Regions from separate parts of the Homo sapiens genome. Here region 1 is linked to region 2. Evidence: chromatin contacts called from ENCODE Hi-C or POLR2A ChIA-PET data. All regions are on one chromosome and are shown on one strand. The core of a region is the stretch at or near the end of the contact, and the rest is flanking DNA. Distances in the headings are between cores, read along the strand shown. Region 1 holds the start of HES3 (hes family bHLH transcription factor 3). Region 2 overlaps NPHP4 (nephrocystin 4).

Region 1 (5,924 bases), core at 1,693-4,192, 330 kb after region 2:
CCCTCAGAGGATAGGGTGAACCCACTGCCATTCCCCCTCCAGCTCTGAAAATACCTCCTGGTCTCTGTGAGCCCCTTTGGAGCCAGGCCTGCCTGAGGCTGTGCGAGGATGCCCAGACTCAGGGCTTGTAATCAGCGTGACAGGCTGGGGTGGAGGGTGGACCCCGAGTCTTCAGCCTGGGTTTCCGGGAAGGGTCCCTGTAGAGACTAGTCTGCTGTCTTTCCCAATGACCTTGTCAGATGCAAAGCACAATGACTTTAACTTAGTAGGGGAAGTGGCTGCCCAGAGATAGGAGCAAGAAGTGAGGGTAAAGTGGCGATGGTGGGGAGAAACTCGGCTCAGAGCTCGGGAAAGGGGAGGGTGGAAATCGCACCAAGATCTCTCCCCACCTTGATCCTGCGCGACCCTCGGCCAGTGTAAGGCGAGTAGCGGGCCAAGGAGGCTGTTTGTGATGGAGGAGCCACGGGTGGGGGCGTCAGAAAGTAGGGGGATCATTCCAGGTGGGGAGACCACTGACCGAAAACGGGCCACAGGACAGGGGGCGCGGCGGGCAGTGTCGGGGTTGGGGTCGGGGGGCAACGGAGGCGGAAGTCCATTCAGTGGACCAGGGCGGAGCGACGCCTGAGAATTCCGCCCAGGCCTTGAGGCGGGCCTCGCCTCCCGCAGCCAAAGCAGAACATTGCGAATTAGAGCATTTTGCGGTCAATTTTCCACTGCTTAAGAAACACTAAGCTATCCACGTGAGCGTCCCCCCGCCCCCGGCCCGATGCGCCTGGAATCCCAGGGGACGGGCTTGGGAGGGGTGGTGGCCCTGGGAACGGCGGGTGTCGGGGTTCGGGCGGGGGCAGCCTCGTGGCCCCTTTATGGCGGCCCGGACTCAGGAGAGGGGGCGGGCCCGGCACCCAGCGGCGGGCCGCGAGAGCTGCGCGGAGGGCCATTGGTTTGCTAATGCCCTCGAGTTGAAAGGCGCGGGCGGCGGTTTATAGGGAAGGATTGTAATTAGAGGACAAATTGCCCCGCTGCCCCGCAGCTCGAGAACGCGGGGAGGGGGAGGCCCGCCGGGGCGCGACGCGCGCCAGGCCTCTGTGCAGATGTGCAGCAGCTGGAAGTCCGCGCCTGGCGGGGCGCCCGGAGTTTGGCCCCGAGGGGGCGGGGGCGGGCGCGGGCGCCGCTTTGTGGGGCCCGCACAATGCCCTTAACACTCGGCTGCCCCTTTTGTGCCCGGCCGCGCCGCCCGCCCGCCCCGCGGTGCCTTTATACCGCGCCGCCACCGCCCCAAGCTCGGAGCGAGTCGCATGGAGGACGCCCCGGCCCGGCCGGTCCTGGCGCTTCAAAGCTGCCCGGCGCGTGCCAGCGCCCGCCGCCTGGTCTCGGCCCCCGCCGCCCTCCCAGGCCCGGGTCGGCCCGGATCTGGCCCGCGGGCCCTGCGGTCCGGGCTGGACAGAGCCCCAGAGCTGCTGTTGCCGCTGCCTCGGCCTGAAAGGGGGAGGGCGTGGCGCGATTCTCCACGCTGCTTGGCGCCTGGGAACGCCGCTATCCTGGGAAGGGTAGGCGGGGGCGGGCTGGGGGGAGATGCCCTGGCTTGATAGAGCTGGGGGGCGCACCCCACCCTGAGTCCCTACACAGAAGCCGGTTTGTTCATTCCTCTGCCACAGGGCTCAGCTGCAGAATTTTTGCGACTTCCCTGTCACCCTCAGAAGCAATGGGGGCTGCATTGTTCAGAATATAATTTTACAAGCCCCAAAAACTAAAGCCATGAGGGCCCATGGGAGGTGTCTAGGTTTGAACCCAGGGACTTCCTGGAGGTCAGCCTTCCTGTCCATCACAGCAGCTACAGTTCAGCCTCCTGGAGTCCAACCAGGGGGATGGCCCCAGAGCCTTGCTGTAGGCCTAGCCCATCCTGGGGCAAGTGCTCCAGGCGCCTCCTCCACTGGGTCCGCCGTAGTCTGAATCATAGATTGGGGTGCGGGCCCTGGATCTCTCGAAGTGTGGCCTGGAGCTCTTCCCAGAATGTCAGTGGTCTCCTGCCACCACCACCTGTGCGTGGAGCTGAGAGCAGGCTCATGGGAGTAGACTTCTAGTGCTTCTCCATGGGGACAGGGTCTACCACCAAAGCCACCCAGCCTGGAAGCCCAGGGCTGTAAGGAAGGGAGAGGCAGCCGTGTTCACCCCACCTGCCTCCTGTGGGAAGTCCGCGTTGGATCCTAGCAGTGTCAGAGAACACAGGACCCAGGCTGCACCCTCACCAGGACCCCTCCCAATCCCAAGGCCCCAGCAAGGATGAGGCTGGCTGTGGCCCCGCGGGTGGGCTGCATGCTTTAATGGGACACAGGCTGCTGCATGGCCCCCGCGGGCTCAGCTTGTGCCTGGCTTTGAGCAGCCACAGGCAGAAAATTGCTGCATTGTCCCGACATTAGGGCAACTAATGCGGCGTTGCGGGTATAACCAGAGCATGAAGTGCATAAAGAGGCGTCGCCTTGGCATCTTCATCAGTCCCGAGGGAGCCCAGAGCCCTGTCATAGTCAGTGAGGCAGCCTGTGGCCAGCTGGCCCATGTACCTCCCCAGTAGGTGACCCCTGGAATGCTTGCACTCCAGGGTATCAAGGACTTGGCAAGTGGGACTGGAGAACTTACGGGGATTGGGACAGGATGGGCATGGAGGGGGTGGGCATGGCAGGGGTCCTCAGACTGGGGAAGTGGTGGAGGCCAGAGAGATAAGGAAAAGACAGATAAAGGGGAGGGGGGGGTCCCTCGGGAGACAGGGGGGGTCCTGAAGGTGAGAGGAAGCCTAGGCTATGGGAGGGGGCTGAGGGAAGGAGGTGGGGAGCTTCCCAGTGCGTCCTCCCTCGGTCCCCTCCTCCTCAAGGTTTCTAGAGTCCAGAGGGCCTCATTGACATGTAAACGAGGGTCCCTATAAAGGCGGCGCTGCCTCGCACTGGTGCATGGACTGCAACATGGGCACGGAGCCTGCTGCCCGGGGCAGCCTCCCCGGCAACTTCCGAAAGGTCTGGGGTCTTGAGGGACTAGGGGCAGGCACCCTTCCCCGGGAGGTGTGGGGGGGTGCCGAGGGCAGGAGGGTGGCAGTCCTGCACTCTAAAGGCTGTTCATCTGCAGATTTCCAAGCCGCTGATGGAGAAAAAGCGCCGGGCACGCATCAATGTGTCACTGGAGCAGCTCAAGTCGCTGCTGGAGAAACACTACTCGCACCAGGTGAGACTCAGGCGGGGTGGGGGTGGGTGGGTGATACGATCCCAACCTCCCTCTCTCCACCTCGGGAGGCCGGTCTAATAGACCTTTCCATGGTCGGGTAGATCCGGAAGCGCAAATTGGAGAAGGCCGACATCCTGGAGTTGAGCGTGAAGTACATGAGAAGCCTTCAGAACTCCTTGCAAGGTATAGGGGAGGGCTGGAGGGAGGAGGGGGAGGCTTGTGGGATCAGAGCCAGGGATGCACAAGGCCAAATAAAGAGGGATACCTCAAGGACCGCTTGACCCCGGGCTTTTGAGACCAGCCTGGGCAACATGGCAAGACAGCAAATATAAAGAGGACAACTCGGAGGCAGGTGCAGTTGGTGAGGAGGGGGCCCCAGCTCGCTAGGGGGCGAGGGAGGAGCAGTAAAGCCCGGGCTGGCTGTGCGATTGCAATCTGGGTGGTAGGTCTGGACCCCGGGGGAGACGTTCGGGTCGTCTGACCTCCGCCCTCCTCTTCCCTTCCTCAACACGCTTCCTCCCTCCTTTCCCCTCCACCTCCACTCCCCTCTCCTCCCTCCCTTCCTCCCCTCCCCTCCCTCCCCCTTCCCCTCCTCTCCCTCCCCCTCCCCTTCCCCTTCCCTCTCTTCCCCTCCCTGTTTCTCGCGTCCGCTCTTCCCCACAGGGCTCTGGCCTGTGCCCAGGGGAGCCGAGCAACCGTCGGGCTTCCGCAGCTGCCTGCCCGGCGTGAGCCAGCTCCTTCGGCGCGGAGATGAGGTCGGCAGCGGCCTGCGCTGCCCCCTGGTGCCCGAGAGCGCCGCCGGCAGCACCATGGACAGCGCCGGGTTGGGCCAGGAGGCGCCCGCGCTGTTCCGCCCTTGCACCCCTGCCGTCTGGGCTCCTGCTCCGGCCGCCGGCGGCCCGCGGTCCCCACCACCCCTGCTCCTCCTCCCCGAAAGTCTCCCTGGCTCGTCCGCCAGCGTCCCCCCGCCGCAGCCAGCGTCGAGTCGCTGCGCCGAGAGTCCCGGGCTGGGCCTGCGCGTGTGGCGGCCCTGGGGAAGCCCCGGGGATGACCTGAACTGAAGGCGCTCCCTATTTGGTCTCGCGACACAGGGACTATTTTCAGCACGCCCACAGTGACTGCCAGGACCCCCCAGTCGTCCGTTCTGGTCGTGGGGCGGGGGTGGCTTGGAGAGGGCCGCGCACCCCGCAAGCGCAGGGAAATACCCCCAGCCCTGCCGGACTGGGTCTGCGCGTCTGGGCATAATCCACCCCCACTCTAGCTCCACCTACACACGCCGGACCGCTCGCTCTCCGCCCATCCTCCGGAGGGGCTGGGAGGGGGTGTCCTGGGCTGCGCCCCTTTCCCAGGGACCCCTGGCGGGCAACCCGCCCGCCCCCACCCCCGCCCGGTTGCCGCGCAGCGGTGGGAATGTCGCAGTTGGCAACAGCGCAGAGCTGACCCCTCGCAGCGAGGAGAATCGCTGCCCCGCCCCGGACCATTCAGCGGACCGCGGGCGCCCGGTTCCCACCGGCACAAAGCGCGCCTGGCCCCGCCCCGCCGGCAAGGGGCCCCCAGCCTCCCCCAACCCGGGATCCTCTTGACTTCCAAGGACCTCCTTCGCAAGCGGTGCTGCCCACCGGGCTGGCGCATTCCCCGAGGCCCACCCTTCTCAGAAGCCCCGCCCCTAAGATGCACCGCCCCAACCGGACGCCCCGCCCACGCGGTTCCTGGAAGGGACCCATTGCTTGGTGGCACCAGCTTGAAGGCTGCAAAAGTGAACCCGGTGCCTCTCGTGGGAGAGGGGAACGCCTTCCGCTCGACAAAGACCCTGGCCCACATTCCAAGCCCGGACCCCGTAGACCCCGCAGCTCCAGATCCCTAGGGCTGCCGGAGAATCCAATCCCTGGACGGCTCTCGGAGCGCGCTGCGCCACTTTATTGGTCCATAATGAGGTCACTGCTGCGCACGGACTTCGGTGGTGGGAGGCTCTCAAGTCAGATTTTCTTCCCCTGGGCTTCTGGCCCAGGAGTCCGGGCCAGCGAGGGGCAGCTTGGGTTGTGGGGTCAGAGATCCTGGCACCCTCTCCCGACACCTTGTAATTCAGAATAAAGCCAGCGCGAATCTGCGAAGTCGGTATCAAGAGGACACCAGAGGTCTAATGTCTCCCACCCCTGCGATGCCTAGTTAGGTGCATCTTTTGTAACCACAAATACCAACTTTCTACAGAAGCTCTTCTCTTTTTGGGCGGCCCTGACCTGCAGGGCACTAAACCCGTCCTGGTCCAAACGCGTGGAGAAGGACCCACGGTCCTTCAAAAACCCAGCTCCACTGTCGCACCTAATGGGCTCGCTGGAGCTGGGGCGAGGGTGGGAGTCCCGGCTGTCGCCGTCCAGGGTGGCCTCTCCGGTCTGCTTCCCGCGGTGTGGGGTGGGGTAGAGGCCAGGACAAATCCCTCTGCAGTCCACCAGGTGGCGGTGTTGCACTGCAGACCCAAAGGTCCTTCCTCCAAACTCCAGGGCGGGCGCGCGGGGGGACAGGGGCTCGACAAGTCCCAAGCAGCTTAGGCCCAGCTCCTATTGCCCTGCCCTGTTCTGTCTCTTCAGTCAAGCTCACGGTGACTAGCAGCCCCAGGTGCCAACCCTGGGGCAGGGGTTGCCACCTGGGCTAATAGGGCCTTTCCTCCACTGGTGGGCTGTGGAGCCCACCCCACTGCTTCATCCTGTTGCTACTCC
Region 2 (6,395 bases), core at 2,862-5,361:
CTGGGCAGCGCCCATTTGGCCCGCGCAGCTCCTCTGTAACCAGCCACAGTAACGTGGCTCCAAGGAGCACAAAGACTCTGGTCAGAGGAACCTGCCCTTCTATAAATGAGCTCACGTGCTCGGAGGGAGTTAGCAAATGATCTAGCAAGCTCTGCTTCCCCAGGAAAATATCATCTCACTAAAAGCAAAATGCAGATGAGGATTCTGCAGGGGCCCAGCTGTCCTCAAAGCCGATGCCTCTCCCCAGATTCCCTGAGTGCCTCTTACAGTCCATTTCAGAGCTCCGTACGGCAAACCCCTGCCCACCTCCTCCCAGAAAAAGCCTGAAAGATGACACAGCAGAGTGGTAAGTGAAGCTCCACGCCGTTCCTCCGTAAATGGGAACTCGGAAAACTCCGCAGGCTGATTTTGATAATGAGGACAAATTGCCAGAAATGGCTCCATTATCTTCAGCAGAGACAGCGGGCACTCGGGGGCCAGCCCTCCGTGCCTGTGTGCGTCCTCTTGGGGAGGAAAAGCTGGATGAAAAGTTAAACCTTCCAAGCACATCTGAACTTCTCGCATGCATTTTATTTCCCCATCGTCTCAAATTTGCATACAGTGTGGAAAGTTTTTTCAAGTAACTCTTTATATCATGACTTATGCAATTTTTTCTTCCAAGAGAGTAAACCTACCTACAAGGCCATTTAAAAAGGCCATTAAAGGTGGCCATTTAAAAAGATACCTGGTGGGAAGCCCAGACCCCCAGGGCCCAAAACTCAGATCCAACCGGTGAAGCAGAGCAGGAAGAGACACACCAAGGCCACGAAATAACTCAGTTTCGAATCTCTTTGTTTTAATGTTCGATGTGGTTATGGGTTAAGGTGCTTCCCAAACTATACTCATAGTCCTGCCCAGAGGACAGCGCGGCCGCCAGGGAGCACCCGCTGTACTCCAGGCCCCAGGAGTCTTCCAAAAACCACGGTGGAGTCTGGGAAGCCTGACTTCCGCCACATAACAGGACTTGGCTGACAAGCACCTGGGCCAGCAACTGAACCGGGAGCAGCATGCGTGTGCACAGGACACAGGTAGGAGCAGCTGCGGTGAGCAGACAGACGAGCACAAGGCTGTCTGGGGCAGCGCTGCGACAACAGCAAAACATTAGACACAATCCTGGTGCTCCTGCAAATGGAAGCTACCTCAGCAGAACCCGGCAGATCCTGCGTGGGGCAGGGGAGCAATGGGATGGGAGGAGACCAGCCGGTGTGTGCAGAACTGGGAAGGCAGCCGCGGCAAGTTAAAAAGTGACGATAGGCCGGGCACGGTGGCTCACGCCTGTAATCCCAGCACTTTGGGAGGCCGAGGCGGGTGGATCACAAGGTCAGGAGATCGAGACCATCCTGGCTAACACGGTGAAACCCCATCTCTACTAAAAATACAAAAAATTAGCCGGGTATGGTGGTGGGCACCTGTAGTCCCAGCTACTCAGGAGGCTGAGGCAGGAGAATGGCGTGAACCCGGGAGGCGGAGCTTTCGGTGAGCCGAGATCGCGCCACTGCACTCCAGCCTGGGCAACACAGTGAGACTCCGTCTCAAAAAAAAAAAAAAAAAAGAAAAAAGAAAAAAGAAAAATGAAAGAAACCCACAGTGTATACGGGTGTGCTGGCAAACTCGTGGTAACCACACCCATGAGACATGCTAGGAAACGCGTATTCCTACATTGCCCATAAAACTTAAAGTAAATTAAATGTTAGTTTAACAGTCATTATAAGACACACCTGTAGGTCCCTGATGGAGCCTGAAGTAGTAACACAGTCAGCACAGAATGGAAAGCTGAGACCTCCACGGCAAGCAGCATGACCAGGTGCCTCTCCCAACACGGAGCCCCTCCGTTCTCACCCCTGCGGCAGAGGCCTGGGCTCCCTCACTGGGAGGGGAATCAGCGTCTGGCTGAGCCACCACAGGACCCTGGTTTCAGGGAAATAACCTGGCGTTAAGAAGAAGAGCACAGAGCCTGGCCAACGTGGTGAAGCCCCGTCTCTACTAAAAATACAAAAATTAGCCAGACATGGTGGCACGCGCCTGTAATCCTAGCTACTCGGGAGGCTGAGGCAGAAGAATTGCTTGAACCCAGGAGGCGGAGGTTGCAATGAGCAGAGATCGCGCCACTGCACTCCAACCTGGGCAAAAAGAGTGAGACTCCATCTCAAAAAAAAAAAAAAAAAAAAGCACAGAGACTCAGCTCTTCCACGGCTGCTCCAAGAAGCTCGTGGCCAGCGGGGCCCTGAGATGGGGTTGCCAGCACACACCTCTGGCCCAGAGCCAGATCTGAGAAGAGCAGGAAGAGACTAAGTCACTGGTTTCCCAGGACACCAGAACCAACTGTGATCCAGAAATGGTCCACATGGATTGCTAGAGACAAAGAAAAACTTAGACTTCCCACCACGGCAGGTTTCTCCACCTCTCTGAAGATTCCTTTTCCCTGACGCTCTATCACTCTCCAATCAGTCTCCACTTGCTGAAAACCACAGTCAACAAAATCTCAAATGTCTACTTTTCTGTCAATTTAGCTTCAAGAAACTCAAAAGCCCTGCACTCAACTACAGCACAGGCCTCAGGAGGCAAGGCAGGGCCTGCACTCTGATCCCAACCCCGGGAGGCCACGCATCCCACCTGGTCACTGCCAACGTCTTCACACTGCCTCTGCACTCGCCTGGAGGGGGCCCTGCAAGAGGATGCAACCCACACACATTCCACACGCAAGAGAGACAGGCATGCCCTCAAGCCCATGGCTCTCAGCACTGTGGGTGAGTTGAACTGCAGAAGTTGTACAGTGAACAAATAATGCTCAAATATACTCACAGGGACAATATTCCCCAGAATTCCTCCTTCCTCCACCCCGAAGGAGATCATTCTATACATAACGCAGAGAACAGAAAAGAACATTGTTACCCAGAGTAATAATACCACTAACATCACAGCCCAGAACAGAGGAAGGAGCTCTCCAGCCAACCCCATGGCCGCCAGGCACGCAGCTCCCCGCAAAGTAAGTACACTGGGCTTCGCTTCTTCATCACGCACGCGGGCCAGGACATGAACAGGGATAGGGCTGGGGCAGGAGGCGGCCTCCCCACCAACAACCCTCTCTCACTTCCAGCGTCACCTCACCAGACAGATTAAAAGTACTGACTACCAGCTGGACATGGTAGCTCATGCCTATAATCCCAGCACTTTGGGAGGCCAAGGCAGGAGGACTGTTTTGAGTCCAGAAGTTCGAGATTAGCCTGGGCAACATGGCAAAATCTTATCTATACAAAAAAAAAAAAAAAAAAAAAAAAAAAAAGGCCTGGTGTGGTGGCATGCACCTGTGGTCCCAGCTACATGGGAGGCAGAAGTGGGAAGATCACTTGGGCCTGGAAGGTGGAAGCCACAGTGAGCCGTGACTACGCCATTGCACTCCAGCCTGGACAACAGAGTGAGATCTTCTCTCAAAAAAATAAAAAGTACTGACTACACAAGGGAGTCCCGGCACTGCCAGGCTGCGGTGTCCATGTCCTGACCTAGGGTTTCACTGAGCAGCTATCTGTCGCCTCAAGCCACATAACTTTTCAATATGCATGCGCATTGCCAATTAAAAAGTGAAAATAGAAGCAAGGGGAAAGGAAGGACATGTTTTCACCACCTTTACTTTCCCACGTCCATAGATTCATTTTCCAACAAACATTTTATCAGATGCCTGCGCTATGACAGGACCACAGAAAGAAATGAAGATAAGGAAACAGCTCAGTGGAGGACGGGGCTGTGGTCTTCATTGAGATGTCTTCCTAGGCTGAAGGGAGCAGGGGCCTCTCAACATCAGGACACATGCATGGAGGCCAACGTGTCCTTTCTGGAAATGTGAACGGGGTCGTGAATGCGGTCCCCACAGCACCAGTCCCCTGTGGCCCGACTGCCCCAGCAGGTGCCAGGTAGACCTCCCCCCCGCACCCTGAAACGCACCTGTCCTCCTGGGCCTAGCTGTGCTGCCAGCCTGCCACTGAGCAAACAGGGGTCAGCAGAGGGCTGGATGAGGGGTCCTAACAGAGGAAAATGCTCATTTCGCTGAGCAACTGCCCAGCTGAGCAAAGCTGCCTGCATTTACCTATGGGGTCAGCAATTCCGTGGGAGAGAGAAGTCCTGAGGGAGGAGGGAGAGGGGGCAGCACGCAGAGGCTGTTGCTTAGCAACTCATGGCAGCTGGTGGAAGGCAGGGACGGGCCAGGCCTTGGGCCTTGGGCCTTGGGCCTTGGGGGTAGACTGTGGCCCTGTTACAAACAGGGGTAAACAGATGGCCCCAAAAGGCAGGGGAAAGGAAGGACCATCGCTAGTAAAGATGCAGTCTCTGGGGTTTGAAGAAGGGTTGCAAAAAGTAGCTTCCTTTCATCAGGCCGTGAAAATAAAGGATGAGTCAGTATCTAGTGGTACTCTAGACACTAAGAATTCACATGGCAAACCCACTTGAAAGGCCTTTATTCCTAACTATTTGTAGGTAAAAAGTCATTGTTCCTAAGAGTTTGAAAACAGGAATGGGAAAATGAACAAAACCTAAGCAGAGATCAAGGGGCAACTGGATGATGAGTGAGCACAGGACTCTGTGCTGCAGGAGTCCAGATCCCAGGCAGCCCAGGACTGCAGGAGTCCAGATCGCAGGCAGCCCAGAACAGGAGCTGGTTCAGCAGGCCCAAGCCGAGTGGGGAGTTCCGTGACTTGCCAGAGCCCTGAGCTGGGGTCACCTCCAGGGTCAGTTTCAGAAGTGTCACCTCCCTTGTCAAAGCCTTGCTCTGACCCACTGTCCCACTAATTCTCCAGCAAAATGCACCCTTACCACCTGCACACGAACTTCCATTCCGTGGTTGGAGGGTGGCCAAAAAGCTGCTCCATGGCCTTAGACTCTCCCCCACCACCATGTGATTGACTGAACCACCCTCACCCAGGACAAGGGAGCTGCTGTCTGTCGGAGAGGATGTTCCAGACCAGCTAGCAGCACAGCAGGCACCACGGGGCAGGAATCTAACTCCACGTGTCCTGGGAAACACCACAATTACATGTTTGCAATGACCCCTTCTACATGGCTGTTTTCAAATCTATTAAGCAAACAAACCAAAATTCTGACACCACCAGAGGAACATTCAAAAGCAAAATATAGGTCAGGGAAATTCCAAGTTACAAAAAAATAAAGACTGAGTGCCCTCTAGCGGCTCAATGCACACTCTTCTGTGGTAAGTGATGAATGAAACTTTGCTCCCTTGCAATGTTACAGAGAAAATAAAAAGGATTATTCATAACCGAGAGCCAAAGTACCTCACTTAAAGTGACAGCCGCATATCATTAAGATCTCCAAAGGAACCATATAAGTTGGTGAAATACTGAAGTATGAAAAGTTTCCATCATAAGTTAAACACTAGTGGGTATTTAAAAGTCTCTTACATTGGGTTTTGAGAGGCAATGTCTTCCAATGCTTGGAACCTGGGCTGAAGGTAATCATTTAATGTGACATGAATGCAGCCATAAATCCAAATTAAATAAACTCAGTGAAATCAGGGTCCATCCATGTAGATTTGCTGGTCCCCAAACAGTGACTGAGAAGTAGATTATGCTGCTACAGCTCATTTGCACCACCGTTCAACTCCTGGTCCTTCCAGTAACCAAGGCACACTCCTCTCTGCCAAGGATATGACAGTAAATCTTCTGGTGAGGAACTCAAAGCATGGTTCCCCACAGCTCTGCATCTTAAGAAGTCAAGCTAGGCCGGGTGCAGTGGCTCATGCCTGTAATCCCAGCATTCTGGGGCCAAGGTGGGCGGATCACCTGAGGTCAGGAGTTCAAGAGCAGCCTGGCCAACATGGCGAAACCCCATCTCTACTAAAAGCACAGCAGGCTTCTAGAAGGAGGACAGGCTGCTTCTTACCTGTCTTCGTCCTTCTCAAACAAAAGAAAGAGTCACAGGAACTACTCAAGTCTATGCATTCACTGACGGCAAAATGCAAGAATAGCTGGGCAAAGCTGGAATGCAAGAGTGCAGCCAAAGCGGCAGTGGCAGGGAAAGACCCTGGACTGGGATCGGGAGACCAGGAGCCCCAACCCAGAGGCAGCCACTATCTGTCAACTTCACCGACCCTGAATCCGTACTCTCTTCTGGTGGTTTTCCTTTAGGGAATCACCCTCCCAGCCCTTAACCATACAGTCAGGGGTGGCCCCAACCCCCACACCAAGAAGGGTGTGTGACCAAGGCCAACTGTCCCCACCCCCATCCCCATCAGGTGTTACACAGTAAAGACAGGAGGACTCCCACTGGAACAACTGAGTCAATCAGGGCCTTTCTGTTGGGATTCCTAAGCCCAGGATTACCTGGGAGCTCCTGGGCTCACCATGTGGAGA

What was found. A loop is a pair of places that touch in the nucleus more often than their neighbours do. ChIA-PET counts read pairs that join two places held with the same protein, here RNA polymerase II (POLR2A). Pooled maps may share reads with other maps.
Region 1: a loop to region 2 is called in a pooled map, with 8 times the contacts of the local background. The contact joins the promoter of HES3 here to the enhancer-like site in region 2. A Hi-C loop is called at or near these places in 4 of 50 pooled maps. POLR2A ChIA-PET finds 5 or more read pairs at or near these places in 2 of 52 experiments (H1 and activated naive CD4-positive, alpha-beta T cell).

Annotation. Positions count from the first base shown.
Region 1 is chr1:6,241,237-6,247,160 of GRCh38, forward strand. HES3 (hes family bHLH transcription factor 3) reads left to right here and starts at 2,943. Exons shown (of 4, transcript NM_001024598.4): 1 at 2,943-3,005; 2 at 3,115-3,210; 3 at 3,312-3,393; 4 at 3,874-4,342. The coding sequence starts at 3,130. The coding sequence ends at 4,271. RefSeq lists an enhancer at 3,081-3,638 and silencers at 3,875-4,226, 4,070-4,229, 4,380-4,519, 4,640-4,939.
Region 2 is chr1:5,910,965-5,917,359 of GRCh38, forward strand. All of the region lies in intron 11 of NPHP4 (nephrocystin 4), which reads right to left. Among named protein-coding and RNA genes, the nearest start is that of MIR4689, 51 kb to the left of the region's middle. Within about 2 kb of position 4,112, at least 2 of the 41 ENCODE cell types and tissues checked have a DNase peak (open chromatin) inside an H3K27ac peak, as active enhancers do.